Regions from separate parts of the Homo sapiens genome. Here regions 2 and 3 are each linked to region 1. Evidence: chromatin contacts called from ENCODE Hi-C or POLR2A ChIA-PET data. All regions are on one chromosome and are shown on one strand. The core of a region is the stretch at or near the end of the contact, and the rest is flanking DNA. Distances in the headings are between cores, read along the strand shown.

Region 1 (4,929 bases), core at 857-3,356:
TTGTGCATAAGTGCCCTGAACTTGGCCATTCTGAACTCTTGGAGGTTTGCTTCAAATATGGCATGCCCCTTCACAGCTCTGCACCGGCTCATCTACTGTCCTTACCAACTAAATTAGCTCCCCGCAACTTATCTGCCAATAAACTTCTGCTTGTTCTTTAAAAGGCTCTCTTCAGCTGCCCTTTCCTAATAACCCTGCTTTGCTCCAAGAGGCACTCCTTTCTCTCCCTGTACAGCATCCATTATGCTGACTTTACTTGTTTGTCTCCCTCGTTAAATGATAAGCTCTTTACGGGCTTCTTGTTCATAATTGCTTTCTGATAAATGAATGGTTCTAGGCTAACATTTTCCCCTGTCAAAGGAGGTAATTTAGCTCCAGAGAGGTTGAGCAACTTGCCCAAGGCCACATAGCTGAATAACAGACAAGCCATCCAGGAAGACACCACAGGCCTCCAGATGCCAGCCTAGTAATTACTGTCTGCATCCAGATGCTTTCATATTTAGCATAATCATATCTTACAGCAACAGCTTTCCCTGAGTTTTCTATGTTTACTAGTAAACTATTACTGTTGAATCAACTTTTTTTTTTTCACCAATGCCTTGATTTTCTCTTGGGAAACTACCTCTTACATATTCTCAGTGCTGTAATTAAAACAGGGCCGGCTCCATACCCTGACTTCAGAAAAAGGTAAGTGACACAGGGCTGCCCAATGGGAGTGCTATGTCCTCTGAGCAAATCAGAGACAATGAGCGTCAGCCCAGGACTTGAGAAAGAAAAGCTCTGTTTCCACTGGGCTATGAAGCTGAACTGAGAGAATAGACTCAGAAAGAAGTCAAAAGAGAGAAACACAGAGTTGAGAGATTTCTGAGGAAATGGTTTGAACACCTCCAGCCAGTCATTTCATATGCCAATATGGGGAAGTTTTGTCATGTGTTGACTTGGCTAAGCTACACTCTGTCACTCAGAATCCCCTTTGCTATAAATGTCTGATTAGAGTGGAACGCAAAAGACATTTTGCATGGGATTCAGAAGGTGGAGGTGAAGGCAACCACATTGTTTTTATGTCTGAAAGGGCTGGGCAGGGGCACCAGGTTCTGCTGCAGTGCATGTGCTTTGTCAGTTATCTACTGACTTTCCTTTGTTGTTGTGAGTCAACAGCCAGATTTACATCTACTCCACCTTCCCTCAGATTCTCTTACACTTTCACCGGCTCCTGGGCCAAGTGCATGTTTAGCTTGCACTTGGAAAGCATGACACTTGGAAAGATGACAAAGGGTGCCATCTTTCCTTCTGCAGGAAGGAGTTGACGTGGTCTGCAGATGATAAGACACAGACCAGGTTCCAGTCCATCCTCAGAGGTCAGATATATATATATATATATATATATATATATATATATATATATATCCCACTTTCCTGCTAGACAGCTAGCTCTGAAGTCTTCATGCTCCAGCATCAGAAATGAAGACAACAGCTATATGAAAACTCATGAACTAACCAGCTTTCAAAATTGCATAGATCTAATTCTTGTAATAAATCTCTTAGTGTGTGTGTGTGTGTGTGTGTGTGTGCGCGCGCACAGACACCTTTGATCGATTGAGCCGTTCTCTGATTGGACCCCAGCTGATACAGAATATTATCAAGTATCTTTTTCATTACATAGTTAATGTTTAAGTCAGTATGGTTTAAGTTTAAATTTAAGCCAGATGGAATTTGGTTTCTGTCACTTGCCACTAAAAAATGATTAATATGCAGGATTACCCTATTTTGACTAAGCAACTTGATATCCTGAGGGCAAGATCTGTCCTTCGCTTCTCCTTAAATCCCCAGCATGCAGCAAAATGTCAGATACATAGTAGGCACTCGACAGGCACATGTTGAATGAACTAACTAAAGGCCACAGAATAAAAATATTCTCTAGGGGACCCAGAGTTGAAGCCTCACACAATGTGAATCGTGTGGAAGATGAAATGCGAGATGAGAGGAACCCCATGCCTCTGCAGAAAGCCATGAAGATCCTGGGTCTGAGAAGCAGCTGGGCCTCCCACCTGGCCGCCTGGAGGAAGGCGCAGCACAGGCCTGACATCTCATGTTCACCACAAGCACAACAGGTGTCCTGGGGCCAGCCAGCCCTCGCACGGAAGCGAACTTCCTGTCACTGCCGACAGGGATTCACTAGATGTACATAACAGAAGTGGCGCAGGAAGGCATTTTTTCAATAGAAAATTTGAAAGCATATCAGATTCCTAGAAAAGGAAGCTTCTGAGAAGGTGATTTCACAGTAAGAAACCCCATGAATCATTAAAAGGATTTATATCTGAGATAAAACATAAATGTGAATCATTCTTTGTGCTTGTCTAGAACATTTTAAGAGAGCCTAAGGAAGTAAGTGGTTCATGGGAACCACAAAGACAAAAATTTCTCAACAGAAACCTTCCAAATGGTTTGACTGATATTCAGCATAAGTGAATCAGGCAATGAGCCAATTTATTTCCAAGAAGAAGCCTTCACAGAGAAAAAGATGTGACAATCACCTTGAATATTGAATCAAAATGGCAGAGGGCAGGCTAATCATGACCCCCAAAGATATCCAAGATCTAATCCTGGAACCTGTGAATATTACCTTATATAGAGAAAGCACATTTGAAGATGTGATTAAATTAAGGCTGTTGAGATGGGAAGAGTGTCCTGGATTATCCAAGTGGACCCTAAATGCAACCACAAGTGTACTCGTAAGAAGGAAAAAGAGGTAGATTTGACCATGGAGGAGATGGTGATGTGAAGAAGAAGTCAAGAGAGATTTGAAGATTCTGGCCTTGACAATGAAGTAAGGGGCCATGAGCCAAGAAATGCTATTCTAGAAGGTAGAAAAAATGTAAGAAAAGGGATTCTTCCTAGAGCCTCTGCTGGTGGTGGGATGGATGGGGGTGCATGGTCCTGCCAACACCTTCATTTTACCCTCTTAAAACCTATGTTGTACTTATACCCTCCCACCCCCGAGAACTGTAAGAGAACAAAGTGTGCTGTTCTAAGTCATCATGTTTGTGATGATTGGCAAAAGCAACCATGGGAACCTCATATTACGGACCAGACCCCAGAGCCACAGCTTGCTGGATGTAGAAAAGAGGAAACAGTGCTGAACATGGGCCTACTGGAAAGCAGGATGCTGCAAAGACCAAAGACTTACAGAAAAGAGTCCAAATTGGCTCCCCACCCCAAAGGGTACTCTTCTGAAATACAGAATAATCTGCAGCCCTCTATCCCTGCCCCAAAAGAAACCTCTCTTCTCTACATCAAGCATAAGAAAAATGCTTGATGGATTTCCTGGATCCACAACCATCTACTCTCCTAAATTTTTTTCTGGTGACCTTGGTATCTGTCCCATTGACTCGCCCCTTCCTTTCATCTCTATGCTTGGCTCCTTCTAATCGACATTTCACTTAGCTTGAAGGTTTCTTTCCCTGGCTTGACTTTGGCATATTGTCTTTAGGGTTCTACTGGTTCCATGTCTCATATCCCATTGGCCTGAGCAGCTCTTCTTCCATATTCAACCATGGTTCATGGAATCCCATCTGGAATTATCAGCCCAGCTCACCTTAGTTTTCTATGAAGAAGGTGTAGTGGAACAGAGAAAAGCACTGGCTCTGGAGCCAGAGAGAGACAAGATTTTGGAACCTGGCTCCACCTCTTGCTGATATGGATCCTTAGCTTCTTCAAAGGTTATTTTTCTAACCTATAAACTGGAGATAATACTTTCTTCATTGGGTTGCTGTGAAGATTAGAGATAATGTATAGAAATTGAGTATCCTTCTCAACACATATTAAATGCTCAATAAAAACCTGTTATTATAATCATAAATCAAGTGAATGGTTACTATTATACTTTCAGTTGAGAGTGTCTTTGCTGTGACTGTGGTCTCTGCAACACAGCCCCTCCCCTGAATCTACCTCCCCTAAGTGGTAGTCTCCTCTTAGGCAACTTGAGTACAACTCTTTTTTTCCCCTACTAGGAGAAGACCAAGCTCTGTATCAGTGAATCATAATAGAAGTAAAAATCCAATTTGGTTTCTTGTCTGACCATCTGGGTTTCTAAGAGAACAGAATGTGAAGTCAGACATTCTGGATTCAAATCCTAGTTCTATTTCTACTTTCTAGTTATGGCACTTTGGACACATTATTTATCTTCTCTGTGCTTCAGATATCCCATTGTAAAGTGGAGATAATAATAGTGACCAGCAACATAATAGAAAATTGTGGGAAGCAGTTGAACAGACACTTCAAAAGAGAATACATTCAAATGGCACAAAAAGTAAAGAAAAATACTCACACAATCAATCATCAGTTCAAAACACAATGAAATGCCACTACATACTCAGCAGAATAGCTAAATGAATATGACTAAGTCTTGGTGGAAAAGGGGAACAATTGAGATTCCTCTACACTGCAAATGAGTACAATACCATCCTGAGACCTGGCAAGAGGGTTCATTCTAGACCTGGTCCTACCTCACCTCATAAAGTAAGGAGCCCATGGAGCCAAACGAACATGGCAACTAAGAACCTTCTGTGGACTATAGTCCAAAACCAGGACTCCAGAATGTCCTGTCTGATTGGGTCTCTTCCCTAGGCCGATTTTCTAAAGGCAGACCACGTTGCTGGAATGTGTAAATCTTAGTCCAAGGGGTGGCCAAAGAAGGGTGGCATGGACAGAGCTTTCATATGCATATTAGGCTGGTTGCAATGTAAGACATAAAAAAGAGTTGAAAAGAAGAAAAGCAAGGCTTGCACTGGGGGAGAAGGGATGGCTGTCTCCATGCTATGTTGCCACTGAGGATAACTAGCACAATCACCATGAAAAATGGTTTGATAGGATCTACTAAAGCTGAACATAAATATACCACAAAACCCAACAATCTCACTAGATACATAA
Region 2 (4,929 bases), core at 1,755-4,254, 450 kb after region 1:
CTGGAGTTCTTCCTGACTTTGCTGCGTCAAATCTGATGTGACAGCTCGTACTGCCAGTTGTAACTTCCAACTTTATCTAAAATCCAACCACATCTCAATTTTCACAGCCACCACCTTGATCCAAGCCAGGACCTGGACTGCTCAGCCTCCTAACAAGGTCTCCCTGCTTCTGGCCTGGCTTTGACAGTCTATTCTCCACACAGCAGTCTGAGCAATTCCAGCAAAATGTAGGTCAAAGAGAGGAGGGCACTACACTGGCATCTCCTCTCACCCAGGGCACAAGTCAGCGCTGCTCTTGACCTGGCCAGCCTCCCTGGGGCCCCTCCTACATCCCCACCCACCCTCACCTGTGCTTTTCCTCATACAGCCACCAGGCTCTGCCTCAGGGCTTCTGCCCTTGCTTCTCCTATCCAGAACATTCCTTTCCTGAATTTCTTCAAGCCTCACTCCCTCCTTTACATCTCTGTCCAAAGGTCACCCTTTGGACATCTTTCTTACAGAAAGGTCACACTTTCTGTAAGACATTCCCTGAATGTCATTTGAAATTACAGGCCCCTTGTAATAAAAGTGCTGGGAAAATCCAGCACTTTGGGAGGCCAAGGCAGGTGGATCACTTGAGCTGAGGAGTTTGAGACCAGCTTGGGCAACATGGTGAAACCCTGTCTCTACTAAAAATACAAAAAATTATCCAGGCATGGTGGTGCATGCCTGTAGTCCCAGCTACTCAGAGTCTGAGGTAGGAGAATCACCTGAACCCAGGAAGTCAAGGTTGCAATGAGCAGTAATGGCAGCACTGCACTCCAGCCTGGGTAACAAGAGTGAGACCGTGTCTCAAAAAAAAAAAAAAGAAAAAAAAAAAAGAAAAAAAAATTACGCGCCCCCTTCTAACCCAGCTCTTTCTCCATAGTGCTTACTGCCATCTGACCTGCTCCATTTTCCTACTTGTTTGTCTGTCTCTCTGGAATGTAAGAACAAGGATTTTCACTATTTTGTTTACTACCGTTCCCGCACAAAGCAGTCACACAACAAATATCTGTTGAATGAATGAATGAATATGTCCTCAAACCCTTTTTCTGGAAGTTGGGGGCAAACATGAAGCAGAAAAAATATGTGGACATCTTAATATGAAATTTTTTGCACTTACTTGGCACAGCGTACCCAGTGTGTATGTCGATACAAGGAATACAGGAAGCGCTGGCGATACATGCTCCATACTTTTATGGATTTGTCTTCAGAAGCTGTAGCTAGAAACTGGCCATCAGCTGAAAAGTCTACACTTCGAACTGGAGCTGTATGAGCTTTAAATTCTGAGAATTTTCCTCTCCTGGAAATAAACAGTTTAATATTTATAACTCATTTGATTTAATTATAGTTAATACTTAATCACAATACAGACTTTGAAACATATAAAATAGTTTAAATAAAATGGTTTAACTCTTGTAAAACCTAACAAAAGTATGAAAGGGCTATGTTGTACTGTACTCTTCGTCAACACTGAAATTTCCATGAAATTTCAGGTGTTGAGAACTAAAGGGTAGAAAAGAAGAGAATAGAAAAACAAAAGATGGGGAAAATAATGTGAGGCATTTGAGAAGTAGAAAACCTTAAAATGGGAGAAGGCTAGATAGTGTTGGAGTTACAAGGTGATATGTGATAAACGCTACTTTGTGTCAGTGTTCCCAAGTTGCCAAGGCATTTTCACCTTACATTGTATCTAGGACTCAGCAATTTTCCCATTTAGAAAATCATATTGATACTCAAGATAACCTATGGGGAAAATTGTCATAAATGCTTGAAAAACATCAGGCAACAGAATTTAGTTGGCCACAATATATGTGTCTCAGATGTTCAAATGTTCACACTGATCTCCCATACACCTGCACCTCATCCTGTATTTTGCTACCTTGGCTGGTCAGCGTGACATCCGCCTGTGTCCAAGCCAGAAGCCTGGAAGTCACACTCAACTCCTGCTTCCTCTCCCACATCCAGTAAGTTAGCAAACCATATCATCCTCACTTCCTAAATATCTTCTGAATCCTCCTCTTCTATGTTGGCTCTGCTTGCCTTAAGGTAAATATATCCTCAACATCCTTCACCTAGGTTACTGCAAAAGCCTCTTAACTGGTCTCTCTGCTCTAATCTTTTGTCCCCTGCCAGTCACCTACATATTGTGCTTATTACCTTGCTAAGAGCGTAACTCCAAGCATGTAAATCCCAGCGTAAATGTGTCACTGGCTCTTCTCCAAAAGAAAGCACAATGCCCAAGTACTTTGGTGAGGTATCCTGCCACTCACACTGAACTTTGTACTCGGAACAGTCACAGCCCTTCAAACACACCCCTGCCTTTGCACTTACTGCTTTCTCAGGCTGGACTATTTTCCCCATCCCCAGACCCCCTTGGCCAAGCCAGACAGGCTTAATGGCTCCCTATTTGCTACAACGATTTTGCTTACTACATTATACAGTGACTTTCTAAAGAACGATTTGTCTCCTCTTAAGCAGCACATTTTTGAAGCACAGGAATGATGATTTATTCATCTCTATAAGACTAGCATCTAGCAATATGTCAAGCACATAAAAAGAACTCAATACACGTTGAATTCCACTTGGAACAGTCAATAAAGGCTCGTAGATCCAACCTGGCTTACCCTTCCAGTGGTCTGTAGGGAGGAAAGGTAACTTTATCATAAATTTCCATCACCTGACATATGATATTACTCAGGAAAAACTGAAATACATATTAAACAAAAATTAGGAGGGAGCATCCAGGGACTAGCTCAGTGAAGTTTCAAGGGTAAATTTCATGAGTGGAAATCAGGAGTATAGTTTGGCCTGAATTCAAGTACAATGCCTAGAGAAAACAAAGAAAAGAAAAGGCATCTGCAATGACCAGGAAGCTAAGAGACAGACCATCAGTATCATCAAAATCTGCCCTGATTTTTAGTTCTGCACTCCACACTCCAGCAGGCTGTTCTGTTTGCCTCCTTTCTAAAAGGCTGTCCTCTCAGCCGTAGGCTAAACCAAGCACTGGATCCAGTCTCAACAGGAAACACAGAAGAAACCAAGATAGGAGTGCCTTATGTTTATTGTGCTGGTGCCTAACTGGTTTCTAGTTCCTCATCTTAACTTAATATAGGCTCTCTCCTTCCTACATATTTACTTGCCCTTTCAGCTAAATTCTCTTGACTGCCCACTGTGACCAACTCTGAGCCAGACTTGCTTTCAGGCTTGCTCCTACCTATTCTTTTCTTATTTATTTATTTTTTTGAGACGTGTTATCTTTCTGTCACAGATGCTAGAATACAGTGGTGCAATCGCTACTCACTGCAGCTCAAACTCCTGCGCTCAAGAGCTCCTCCCTCCTCAGCCTCCTGAGGAGCTAGGACTATAGGTGTGCATCACCATGCCCAGCTAATTTTATTTTTTTATTTTTATTTTTTATAGAGACAGGGTCTCGCTATGTTGCCCATGCTGGTCTTGAACTCTTGGCCTCAAGTGATCCTCCTGCCTCAGCCTCCCAAAGTGCTGGAATTACAGGTGCGAGTCATGCCCCCAGCCTCTCCCTATTCTTTCTTAGCCTTCTGGTCACCAGCTGTGGTGTCTATCTGCAAATATGGCTGCCAATACTCATCTCATCCCTGTACATGCATGTCTCTCCGCTTCACAAAAGGTGAAGTCTGTTTATTTCCCCTCCCTTTGAGGGGAGGTGTTGTGACTTTTGAGGGGAGGTGTTGTGAGAGGAGGTGTTGTGACTCATCTCATCCCTGTACACGCATGTCTCTCTGCTTCAAAGGAGGTGGAGTCTGTTTATTTCTCCTCCCTTTGGGCTGGTGTTGTGACTTTACTCTGAGGAACAGAACGTGGCAGAAGTGACACTGCAAGTTTTGGGCCTAGTTCTTAATTGGTCTAGCAGCTTCTGCTTTGATTCTCCTGGAACCCAGCTGTCATGCTGTGAGAAAACTACAGGTTATCCTGCTGGAGAGACGGCACATGGAGAACCAAGACGCCATTGCCACAACCCGCACCAAGGCCCCAGGCATACGAATGAGGAACAGAGCCCATCTTTCCTCTGCATGTGTAATCTCAGCCTGCACCATATAAGCAAAAGAACTGTGAAGCTGCATGAGTAATCTCAGCCTGCACCATATAAGCAAAACAACCATCCAGACAACCCACAAAATGTGACAAATCATTGTTTCTGTAGTAAGTACTAAGGTTTTGTGACTGTCATACAGCAATAGATAACTGACACATCATCTTCCTTCCCGTTGCCACGATCCACCATTATTGCTCTGTCCCTACTAAGACATGATTTAGAAAGAGAAACTAGGGACACCTACACAAGCCTAATCATTGTATTTAGATGAGTTATGACAAATTAATGACTCAGTGAGCTTTTAGCTCATCTACCCTTATACAATTTGTTCACTGAGATTTCCTTGAATTAGTAAAGGGAGACTGAAGTTATGCTGTGCAGAAGATAGTAAAAAAGCTAGTTCTAAATTCCCAAAGTTAAGGGTTTTGGAACATGCTTCTCCTCTTGGACCCCAAACTAGTTACTTCTCCCTTAAAATTCCCTGCTACATTGCCATCCATTATAACATGTCACTTCTCTTCAATAGTTTTCACTACCATTGGAATATATTCAGATTTCTCAGCATAGAGTTCCCCTTGGGTGGTGGCAGAAAAAAAGCACCCACTGGCATGGGAATGCCCATGAGCTTTTCTTCATTTGGGAGTGCCTGGGCCTGAATAGTCACAGACTACAAGTCAAATCCTGCCACAACAGGGTCAAGGAAATACTCAAATTCTTATCTTCTAAAGCAGTGGTCCCCAGTCTTTTTGGCACCAGAGACCAGTTCCATGGAAGACCATTTTTCCATGGGACCAGGGAGTCAGGGGGAAGGATGGATGATTTTGGGATGATTC
Region 3 (4,929 bases), core at 887-3,386, 290 kb after region 1:
ATACACCATAACAACTATTTATATAGCATTTACATTGTATTAGGTATAATTAGTAATCTAGAGATAATTTAAAGTATACGGGCGGATGTGGATAGGTTATATGCAAATACTACTCCATTTTATATAAGGGACTTGAGCATCTCCAATTTTTGAGGGAACTATCTGAGGGGAGTCCTGGAACCAATCCCCGAAGTATACTGAGGGATGATTGTATACATTACCTATCTAATGATATGCAGTGACTTATTAAGAGTCTAGAAGCCGGGCATGGTGGCTCACGCCTGTAATCCCAGCCCTTTGGAGGCCGAGGCGAGAGTATTGCTTGAGCCCTGGAGCTTGAGACCAGCCTGGACAACATTGTGAGACACTGCTTCCACAATAAATACAAAAGTTAGCCAGTCATGGTGGCACGTACTTGTGGTCCCAGCTACTCAGGAGGCTGAGGTGGGAGGATCACTGGAACCTGGGAGGTCAAGGCTGCAATGAGCTGAGATCACCCCACTGCACTCCAACCTGGGCGACAGAGTGAGACCCTGCCCCCTCCCCCTACAAAAAAAAAAGAAAGAAAAAGAGTCTACCAAGTACAGGGCACTGAGCTTTCCATATGCATTTCATTAATATGCACAGTGCTTCTATTTGTTCATGCATTCTACAGATAATTATTGTAGTGCCAGGCACCATCCTAGGTGATAGGTCAACGTTAGTATTTATGAGCTAGGTATTACTGCTCCTATTTTATAGTTGAGAAAACTGAGTTTCAGAGAAGAAAAGTAACTAGCTCAGCATCACAGGGTATTGTTAAGCAAAAATGTCCAACCTATCTGAAAGCCTAGTTTTTAACAACTATGCTACATGAAAAGACACTAAGCCACAAAGATGAAGGCACAGAGTTGAGCCAACATCTATAATAGAATATGAGAAACTATACAATGGCAACAAAGACAAATTGCCTTGGGACCATGTTAAATCAACTCCTAATCTTTTCAAAGAATTCAGAAAGCTTCTGAGAAGAGGTGACTTTTGAGCTAAGACTTGAAGAAAAATTTGTCAAGAACGGTAGTAAACACATCATCACATTTAAAGTGTACAATAACCCTGAAAAAAATAGCATTATGGTTCTTTCACAGAAGAGAAAACTGAGGTCAAGAGAGATGAGGGGCTTGCTCAGAATCAGTCAGTTACTATGGTATATGCCAATGTCCATGCCAAGCATTTCACAGCCATTGGTCTCCTGACAATCCTGACGTTTAGGCAGCACCACCACTAACATTGTTGCCACTTGGTCTTGCCTAGGTCTTGGCAATAGCTTGTGCTTTAGTGGTGAAGCTGAAATATACACCCAATTCAGCCTTACTCCCAGACCCAAAAAGTAGGTTCTGTGAAAGTTTTCTTGCGTATGAATCCAAGTCCTGGGTTCTAAAGGGAAGAGTGACCTTAGGAAAGAAAGAGATAAAATTAATTTATTTAGGCACATGTCAAGAAATTCGCTCAGTCTGACCAGGCACAGTGGCTCACACCTGTAATCCCAACACTTGGGAGGCTGAGGCAGACGAATCACTGGAGCTCAGGAGCTCAAGACCAGCCTGGGCAACACGGCGAAACCCCATTTCAACAAAAAATACAGCCAGGCGTGGTGGCATGCACCTGTTGTCCTGACTACTTAGGGGGCTCAGGAAGGAAGATCAGTTGAGCCTGGGAAGTCAAGGCTGCAGTGAGCCATGTTCACGCCACTGCCCTCCAAGCTAGGTGACATATGGAGACCTTGAAAAAAAAAAAGAAAAGAAAAGAAAAGAAAGAAAGAAAGTGAGAAAGAGAGAGGAAGGAAGGCAGGAAGGAAGGCAGGAAGGAAGGAAGGAAGGAAGGCAGGAAGGAAGGCAGGAAGGAAGGAAGGAATTCCTTCTTCCCACCAAAACAAATCTCCAGTGCACCTAAAATAAAAAAAAAAAAACAACCTAAAAATGCTGATTATCACTTCAAATTAAGGAATAGGCTTCAAAACATTTTTTTAAAACCTCACTTCTCCCCACCCGTCCCTACAGGTTGATTTACGCACACTTCTTAAGCCAAGTCAAAGAACTGGCTTAACTCTAGTTTCCCTTAGAAAGCATGACTCCAGGCTGCCTGAGCTTCCTCTGTCCTTTTGTGACCTCCTGATGACCTGGGAGTTCCACCCACTTTTTAGGGCCTCTCGGAGCCTTGAATCTACACATCAGTGGGATTTAGTTTCCCTTTTGCTTTAATGACTCCTCAGAACCTTACTCATGTAGCAATCTCACCCACTTCCTTTCTTGTTTCTCTGGTCCTTATGGGCTATAGCCCACCTCTCCTTCCCATGCAGGCAGGTTCTCAGGGACAATGGTGATTTATTTATTTACAGTTCTCCTTATATTTTGTTTGGTTAGCTTTTATTTATTTCTTTTTCTCAGGTGGGGGAAAAAGCTAGGTTATGTCTTTGGGTGTCAGCTAGTAATCTTTCACTTTTCTTCCCATGTAACCACCCCCACCCGTTTTTTTTGTTTTGTTTTGTTTTTTGTTTTTTTTGTATAATTATAGGTTTCACCTCATCAGACAGTTAGACTTTAAATTGGTCTATCTTTAGGCTGAAGAAATCATCTTGAAAATTCAGAATCAATACAAGAATCATGGTACTAGATTAGTATCACTAAGACTCAACATCTAAAAATGAAATATTTAAAAATATATACATGTTTTGAAAAGAAAGAAGAGGAACAGAAGAATTGGAAAATGTTTGACTCAACTAGCTCATGCATGTACCTTTCCTATCTGTCCTCCAAGGAGTGAGGGAAAGACTTTGTTAAGAATAACCACCATCAGCAAAACCCCACAATTCTGAAGCTCAACCACACAAAATGCAAAGGGATATTTGGCATAGAGGAAGTGAACTTCACAGAAATTGCATGTGGCCGTGCAAAGAATTCTGCAAATTTAACATATCACAAAGAATGTACTGAACAAATTTTGTTATGAGTTTTCAAAAGCCTCTCACATCTCTCAATGGTCTCCAAAGTAAACACATCTCCCACACTGTAGCATCCATTACTATAGTTTTGAGTTTCTGCTCTGAAATGATGCAATCTTCTACTCAGGACGGCTTCGTAAATATCTTTCCCAAATGATGGAGAAACAGAATTCAACTTCACTTCTTTCATTCCTCAAAGAACATGTCATGCAGGGCTGCACGTTAGTGGCCATCAACCAGGAAATATTTCGTAAACAGAATTTGTACTCCATTTATTCTGAGTTTACTTTTAGAAGCCACTTATCTCTTTTAGAAGAACTTCCCTTGCCAATCACCTTTTGGAAAAGGCCTGGAAGAGACACTCCCTGAGGACGTGCAGAATCCTAGGTCAACAGCATATACAGTGGAAATAAATAACTAAAGTATCTACATCTTAGGATGGTCCCTTTCCTTCCTAAGACAATCAGTCTTTTCAGAGCAATTGAAACACATATGCAGGTGTACACACATGGACGTGGGTGTACACACACACACACACACACACACATTGCAATATCTCCTCTAGTACATTCTTTGATATGTGACCATTACTTCTTCTCTAATAATTGTGATTAAAACTCCCAAAACAAGGAATGTCTTTGGAGATGGAAAGGCCACTAAAATTCATATTGTTCAATGCTCTCATTTTGCAAATGATGATGCTGAGATCCAGTATGTTAAATTTATCCCAAAGAATTTATATGCTCCTAGAATTTTCAGATAAGATTAGAGTTTCTCCTTTTGAGACCTCTTAGCGGAAAGATCAAAGGCTCTGAGGTCAGCCCAGCCCGGTTTCAAATCTCAGCGCTACTGTTTACCACTTGGAGATCCTAGATAATTAATCACTCTAAGCCTCCATTTTCCCATCTACAAAATGGAGATAATAAGAGCTGAAAGAATCCAGAATATAACACTGTGAAGAGTTTTCTTCTAAACATTCGTTATCTGCTTAAAAGCAGAGCCTCCTAAAAGAATTCAACTGTTAAAACTCCCCTCCCAGGAGTTTTGTAACCAGGAAAGATTGAAATCACCTAAACAGGCATTGTCACAAAATGATAGTATCTCCCATCTATTCTCCTACAGGCCTATTTATCTTTCCTACAAGTCATTTGTTTTCCTATAAGTAATCTTCTCCCTCTCTCCTCCTTCACCTATTCCTTCACCCTCTCCTTCACCCAATTCTAAGCACCTCCTTGAGTCATACTTTTTGGTAAATTCCCAAGTACTTATGTGAATAAAAATACATGTTTTCTCTTGCTAATCTATCTTTTGTGAGTTTAATTTTCAAGCCTCCAAAAGTTAAACCTAAGAGGATAGAGGAAAAAGTTTCCCTCCCCGACAGAGCTAACATGTATTAATTACTTACAACAATCAAGGCCCTGTTCTAATCATACTGAGTGTATTAATTCAGTTACTTCTGACCATGTCTTTTTTTTTTTATTTTTATTTTACAGATAAGGAAACTAAGGCACAGAGAGGTTAGCCAACTTGCTTAGCGTCAGACAGCTAGTAAGTGATGGAGCCAGAATTTGCACCTAGCCATCAAGCTCCAGAGCCCTTGTGCTTAACCACTGTGTGACAGTAACCTTACCTCGCAAGAGGGTACTAAAGATGAGATGAGATCATCTGCACACAGCTTCCAGCCTGGCACAAAGGAAGGGCTCCATAAATGTAGATGCCATTTTGACCATTAGAAAACCATCTGTCAATCTGCTGTTGATAAAACCAGGGTGTTTCCCATCTCTCATCAAGGGATTAGAGTAGCGCAAAGACTCTAACCTGTAAGCAATGTAACTAATTTGTGTTTTCATTAGCCACAGCTTAATGGCCGGTGTGGAGGGTATTGGAGTTCCAGAAAACAGACAAGGACAAGAGAGCCAAAGGATAAAAATCTATCAGAGGTATCCAGC

The links. A loop is a pair of places that touch in the nucleus more often than their neighbours do. ChIA-PET counts read pairs that join two places held with the same protein, here RNA polymerase II (POLR2A). Pooled maps may share reads with other maps.
Region 2: a loop to region 1 is called in a pooled map, with 9 times the contacts of the local background. The contact joins two enhancer-like sites. A Hi-C loop is called at or near these places in 9 of 50 pooled maps. POLR2A ChIA-PET finds 5 or more read pairs at or near these places in 4 of 52 experiments (T-cell, activated CD4-positive, alpha-beta T cell, activated CD4-positive, alpha-beta memory T cell and 1 more).
Region 3: a pooled map shows a loop between it and region 1 (4-fold over the local background). The contact joins two enhancer-like sites. A Hi-C loop is called at or near these places in 26 of 168 maps with a recorded cell type or tissue (A673, B cell, CD8-positive, alpha-beta T cell and 17 more), 29 of 37 single-sample maps with no recorded cell type and 17 of 50 pooled maps. POLR2A ChIA-PET finds 5 or more read pairs at or near these places in 9 of 52 experiments (A673, CD4-positive, alpha-beta memory T cell, activated CD4-positive, alpha-beta T cell and 4 more).

Annotation. Positions count from the first base shown.
Region 1 is chr12:89,038,210-89,043,138 of GRCh38, forward strand. No RefSeq gene overlaps it. Among named protein-coding and RNA genes, the nearest start is that of LINC02458, 21 kb to the left of the region's middle. RefSeq lists an enhancer at 865-934. Within about 2 kb of position 2,107, at least 4 of the 41 ENCODE cell types and tissues checked have a DNase peak (open chromatin) inside an H3K27ac peak, as active enhancers do; they include A673, where a contact is called at or near this core.
Region 2 is chr12:89,490,792-89,495,720 of GRCh38, forward strand. It overlaps POC1B-DUSP6 (POC1B-DUSP6 readthrough), which reads right to left. Exons shown (of 11, transcript NR_189589.1): 4 at 1,145-1,324. It overlaps POC1B (POC1 centriolar protein B), which reads right to left. Exons shown (of 12, transcript NM_172240.3): 4 at 1,145-1,324. Among named protein-coding and RNA genes, the nearest start is that of GALNT4, 32 kb to the right of the region's middle. Within about 2 kb of position 3,005, at least 4 of the 41 ENCODE cell types and tissues checked have a DNase peak (open chromatin) inside an H3K27ac peak, as active enhancers do.
Region 3 is chr12:89,331,860-89,336,788 of GRCh38, forward strand. No RefSeq gene overlaps it. Among named protein-coding and RNA genes, the nearest start is that of DUSP6, 18 kb to the right of the region's middle. Within about 2 kb of position 2,137, at least 5 of the 41 ENCODE cell types and tissues checked have a DNase peak (open chromatin) inside an H3K27ac peak, as active enhancers do; they include A673, where a contact is called at or near this core.